Regions from separate parts of the Homo sapiens genome. Here region 1 is linked to region 2. The links are chromatin contacts, found by Hi-C in ENCODE. All regions are on one chromosome and are shown on one strand. Each heading gives the region's core, a stretch centred on a gene start or an enhancer-like site at or near the end of the contact. The rest is flanking DNA. Distances are from core to core; before and after follow the strand shown. Region 1 overlaps LOC105376214 (a long non-coding RNA gene). Region 2 has its middle 180 kb from the start of KLF4.

Evidence for each region. A loop is a pair of places that touch in the nucleus more often than their neighbours do.
Region 1: a loop to region 2 is called in a map of heart left ventricle, with 3 times the contacts of the local background. The contact joins two enhancer-like sites. A Hi-C loop is called at or near these places in 2 of 168 maps with a recorded cell type or tissue (heart left ventricle and heart right ventricle).

The regions. Positions count from the first base shown.
Region 1 is chr9:108,052,268-108,055,124 of GRCh38, forward strand. It overlaps LOC105376214 (a long non-coding RNA gene), which reads right to left. Exons shown (of 6, transcript XR_007061722.1): 5 at 934-1,027. Among named protein-coding and RNA genes, the nearest start is that of KLF4, 560 kb to the left of the region's middle. RefSeq lists an enhancer at 114-615. Within about 2 kb of position 1,549, at least 21 of the 41 ENCODE cell types and tissues checked have a DNase peak (open chromatin) inside an H3K27ac peak, as active enhancers do; they include heart right ventricle, where a contact is called at or near this core.
Region 2 is chr9:107,666,382-107,669,377 of GRCh38, forward strand. No RefSeq gene overlaps it. Among named protein-coding and RNA genes, the nearest start is that of KLF4, 180 kb to the left of the region's middle. Within about 2 kb of position 1,590, at least 6 of the 41 ENCODE cell types and tissues checked have a DNase peak (open chromatin) inside an H3K27ac peak, as active enhancers do; they include heart right ventricle, where a contact is called at or near this core.

The sequences.
Region 1 (2,857 bases), core at 299-2,798, 390 kb after region 2:
ACCCAAAAAAATAAATAAATAGATGCAGGCTTATTATTAGGCTGGGCTGCCTCCAGGGATTGGAGACTCGCCATCAGTGGAAACATCCAAAGAGGGATGGGATGGGAGGGGCTCTTGTGAGGCACCTTGTAGCTGGGATTCCAACATCAACTGAGTGAGAGGGAATAACCTAGGTGATCCTTTCAACTCCCAGGAATCAGCAATTCCATAACTAAGGAGAGCATGAGCATGGCAGGGACACTGTGGCATTTGCTGCTTTTCCCCACAAGGGAATACGCATCATCATTTACCACATTCCTCATAACTCCTCCTCCTGAGTCCCTGCTAAGGAGTGACAGGGATTTAAGCTGGATAAGACAAAGGTTCCGAATCCTACAACTCAGCAGGAAGGCAGAAGAAAACAATTCCCTCTTTCATCAGGAGCTGGGGTTTCGTCAGTTGCCTGGTCTACCCGGCTTTTATTGCACAGGGTTGGGGATCATTGGAGGTTTGGGACACATCGCAGGCAGGCTTGGCCCTGCCATGTCTTCACTCCAGGCAGACATCTATTACCCCATCTTCCCCTCCAGTCCTTGCAACAACACTTAATTACGTGACACTCTGAGCTCCACCACCACTTGCCTCACCTGGCTCTATCCTGCAGGCTTGCCTGCTGTGTTATTCCTGTAGGATACACAAATTTTATCTTGGTGCTGCTGCTCCCATGTGAGACTGAGTTTGAGCTCCATCGATGATGAAGAAAGGGTAACAAACACATGCAGAGAAAGTGAGAAGAATGGACACTGGAGCCAGGTGAAACCAGCCACCTCAACTTTTTTAACTTCCTGAGTTTGACTGGGTCTTTGAATGACTAAAGCCAATTTGGGCCCAGATCTTATTCATGAAACTTACATTTCAAATATACGACGTTTCCTCTTCAATGCAAATACTCACTCTAGGCTCTGAGCTGGGGTATCCAGGGTCTCCTCATGACATGGTGGCTGGAACTCATCCCTTGTCTTGGAAATTGTCAAAAGAGCTGAAAATTCTGGAAGGAGCAAGAGGCAGAAAATAAATCTGTGCCTACTTTGGAGTAGAACGACAAGGATATTCCTCCTCTGAGGGAAGCCATGGGATCTGGGATGCTCAAAGCTAACTATCGACAGAAGTTACCAAATGGAGCAGAGGAGAATAATCAACAGTTTCATGGAAACCTCTTAGCTGTAAACCCCTTATTTTCACAAGTCAGGGTGGTTATGGAAAAGAGGGGAGCAGATCTGTGCCCTTGACCTACCCTCCTAGACAACGCAGCCTGGAGAAGAGAGGGTTAAATGGTGTGTGGAGGACTTGAGCTATTCTCCCTCTCCATTCACCCGAAATCCCACTGGGATATTCTAATCTCCTTGGAACACGCTGCATTATCTGTACTTTCAGCACAGCTCACGTTTCAAATGGCAGGCTGCAGAGCAATCTGATTGTTTTATAGGCCCAGCCAAGAGAGGAGCTCCAGTTCCTTTCTCCTGGCCAGGTGCCCTCTTTGAGGGAGAAGACCTGCGGTGTATAGAGACTAGCCAAATGCTTAAAGATTTCAGAAACTTCAAAGGCAGGGGAGGAGCCAGAAACAATAAAAAGGAAAATGATAAACATTCAGCTTAAAGACGGGCTGAGTTAAAATCCCTGAGAAATCACTCCGAGCAGTTAGAGGCCGATTCTCAGAGGCCCGTGGCAGCGTTCCATGGTGTTACACAACGTTCCAAGAAGCAATTATTAGCTTTGTTTTAGTTGTGATTAATACAGTTAACGACTCGTAGAGGTGGAAAGACAATGGAAATGAGGAAGACGAGCACACAGAAAGGGGTCCCTGCTCCAGCCCAGCACTCTCTGACAAATAAGGGGAGTTCATCCCATCTTCAGGGTGTCTAGGAGGTCTTCACCCATTTCGAAAATTCAGTTTTGGAACTATTTGATAAGGAGAAACACAATTTTTTTTTTTAAACAGCCCAAAGCCCTTGCTGTTGAATAGCAAAAGGAAATCTGCTTTATTAAGGGGCTCTTCGCTTCCTGTGGGCAAAGCTTTGCCATGGGGCTCGACATCATTAAGGTCATGTCTGCACAAAGACCAGGAGAGAGAGAGTGATCAGCTGGAATGTTTAGGTCCAAAATATTGGAAGAGCTCAGCCTGATTCTCATGGGGGACTTAAATAGCTCAAGTAGAAAAAAAAAATCAGTAGATTTAAATCAGTGCAAAACTCTGTGTGAGCATTTACTATGTGCCTGACACTTTTCTAGGGATGTATTTTGTTCCAGCAGGCAAGACAAAGATTCCCTTTTCTCATGAAGGTCACATTCTAGAAGGAGATACAGACACAAAATAAAAGCCACAATGATACATCATAGGTTAACATGGACTGTGCTATGGAAAAGAAGAAAGCTAAGCATGGGAAGGAGTGTTAGGAGTGCCAAGGGCTACCTGGGGAGGCAGGAAACACAACAAAATGGGTGGAGATGTTGGGCTTCATCAAGATTGGGAGATCCAAGCAAGGCATGGAGGAGGTGATGAGGTCAGCCTAGAGGTTTCTAGGGGGCATCCAGGAAGAGTGAGGGACAGTATGCCTCAAAGGGGCAAGTCAGGAATGTGCTGTGTGTCAAAACAGCAACAAGAAATCCAGCGTGGCTAAGGTGAAATGAGTACTGAGGCAAGAGGATGGAGGCTCAGAGAAACACAGGGTTGAAGGGAGGGCCTGAAAAGTCTTAGAGCCATTGTGAAGATATTGCCAGAGTAAAATATTGCAAACACAATGTCTCAATACTCTAGGAGACTTGAATAGCTTAGACAGAAAAATAAGAAATATTTACATATATACAGAAAAAAATCATG
Region 2 (2,996 bases), core at 340-2,839:
AGTGGAGAACACACCCAGTGTGTGAGTTGGTTAGCAACGTACAGTAGGTCATTCCCACAGAGGACATAACATTGGAACTTAGGTCTTAAAGAACGGCCAGAATTTTTCCAGGAGGGACACGTCATGTTTACGGAGGAGAAAATAATTCTATGGGTCTAAAGGCTGCAGAGAGGGCTGGGAAGAGATGGCACACGAGCTGGAAAGACAGATGTGGCCACAACATGAAGGACCTGTTGTCAGGCTGAGGTTTCTGCACATCTTTTCTGAAGACATTAGAGAGCAATTAAATGTTTTTTAGCCAGGAGGGAGATGGTTAGATATCTAGATTAGAAAGTTCATCCCAAGGGCTGGGTGTGGTGGTTCACGCCTGTAATCCCAGCAATTTGGGAGGCAGAGGCGGGCGGACCACATGGTCAGGAGTTCAAGACCAGCCTGGCCAACATAGTGAAATCCCGTCTCTACTAAAAATACAAAAAATTAGCCAGGAGTGGTGGCAGGTGCCTGTAATCCCAGCTATTTGGGAGGCTGAGGCAGGAGAATCACCTGAACCTGGGAGGCGGAGGCTGCACTGAGCCAAGATTGCGCCACTGCACTCCAGTGCGAGACTCCGTCTCAAAAAAAAAAAAAAAAAAGAGAAAGTTCATCCCAATTGGCTGTGGGCTGTGTGGATATTGGGTTGGAGGAAAGCAAAACAGGAGTCAAGGTGACTCCTCTGGAAGGTCCAGCCAGGTACAAGGCAACCAGCGCCTGGTGAAATGTGGCAACCCCAAGAAAGGAGGGGCTGGGAAGTCACAGATAGTTCCCAAACTCTGAAAGATTCTGAGAAGCAGAGTCAATATCTCCTCTCCACGAGGTTGGCTTCTTTTGTAATCCAGCTGCCTGGCTGAGCACTTTCTCTTTTCTTTCCTTCCTAATCACTTTCCCCTTCTCTCCTAATCTGATGACATGAGACCAGCTGTTGAAACAAGACTCTCTTCTGGATGGAGAGGAAGCTGAAATCAACAGTATCCTAGGCAGTCCATGCTTAGGAAGACCTTCCCAGAAAAGCCTGCAGAGCCTAGGTGGAGGCAGGGATTATGTGTTCAGTCTGCATGGAAAAGCTTCTGGACTTATCCCAAGGGGCTCGGCTGAGCAGTTCAGAGACCTTCAGAGTGGCCTCAGGCAGGTGGCCCCAGCTTCTTCGAGAGCGCAGGAGAGGGGCCTGTGGTTTCTCTTTCATGACATGCACCCACTGCGCTGGTCCGAGAACCCCCTGCAGGATTCGTCTTCGCCCCAGGGTGTATGGATCCCCATCAGGACTGGTTGCATCTCTGGAAATGACCTCAGTCTTTGGAATATTTGTTCTTTTTGGCTTATCAAACAATGTCCTCATTTTGCCAGAGGAAAAGGGAAAGAGACTCTCTGAATGAGCAGGCCATCCTTTGTTCTGGGCCCATAAATCTGGCGCGAGCACATGTCCAGCTTTCCCGCCCCCCACTGCATCATTGTCCCACTGCTGATTAATAGGTCAGAGCTAACTTTAAACTGGCATTTCCTGACCAGCCCCTCTCCCTGCCTTCGACCCTGCCTGGCTGTTCTTTAAAAATCTGCTGTATTTTAGAACATGGTTTCACTCTGTCCCGCGGCCTCCGCCTCACACTGTGTTCCAAGGTGACTGCGTTAAGTCTGGTCAAAGCAGTCTGTGCTATTCCTGAGTTGGCAGAATAAGGGCTGAGGCAGAGGGGTGGGCGCACAGCTGAGTTCGGACTGTCTCAGGGTGTTTGAGCCACCGCTGGCCTATCTAGTCTCAGAAGCACATACCAGGGCATGATCAGAAGGGCTGCGTGGAGAGAGGATGTGACAACAAGTATGACATGGTGTTTTATTTTGCCTTTGTTTTTCTTCATGTCCTGCGACTGTGTGGTGTCTCAACCATGCAAAATAATGTAGAAGAGTGGGTCCCAACATGAAGATGTTCTTGATGTTGACTGAGAAAGGTAGGATACAAAAGTTGAGTATCTCTATTATCTAGCCAGATAGTTTTTATGGTAACTATGTTGTACTTGGTTAACAAGGAGGTATTCCTCAAAAGTGGCTTTAGTTTGAGTTGTCTCTTTTGTTTTGTTTTTGGAGATGGAGTCGGACTTTGTCATCCAGGCTGGAGTGCAGTGGCACGATCTCGGCTCACGGCAAGCTCCTCCTCCTGGGTTCAAGCAATTATCATGCCTCAACTGCCCAAGTAGCTGGGATTACAGGCACGCGCCACCACATCTGGCTAATTTTTGTATTTTTTGTAGAGATGGGGTTTCACCGTGTTGACCAGGCTGGTCTCGAACTCCTGACCTCATGATCCGCCCACCTCAGCCTCCCAAAGTGCTGGGATTACAGGCGTGAGCCACCGCGCCCGACCTGAGCTGTCTCTTAACTCTGGGCTAAGCCACAGCATCTCCACCTATGACTACAACCTCCTGCTTGTCAAGAACCCAGTTAATAAGAATTCCAACGGCATTTCCTACCTTAGGCAGTCAGGCTGAAAACCAGCTCATGGGACAGTAACGGCCACATATTGAAAACCTACTGATATCAGGCTGCAGCAGAGGGAAGCTAAAGCATCTTACGCAGATTATCTCACTTAGGAGTTGCAACAACACATTGTTATCCCCACATTACAGGGAGGACATGAAATTCAGAAGAGGATAAGAAGCTGGTCCACGGTCATACAGCTAGTCCGTGAGAGTGGAAATGTCAATCCAGGTGTTTCTGATGACAGTAGCTGTGCTCTTCCTAGTGTTCTGTTTTCCTGATGGCCAACCTAGGATTCCAAAAACAAAATTACCTTGCAAAATGCTCAAGAAGCAGCCAGGCACGGTGGCTCACGCCTGTAATCCCAGCACTTTGGGAGGCTAAGGGGGGTGGATCATGAGGTCAGGAGTTTGAGACCAGCCCGGCCAACATGGTGAAACCCCGTCTCTACTAAAAATACAAAAATTAGCCAGGCGTGGTGGGGCATGCCTGTG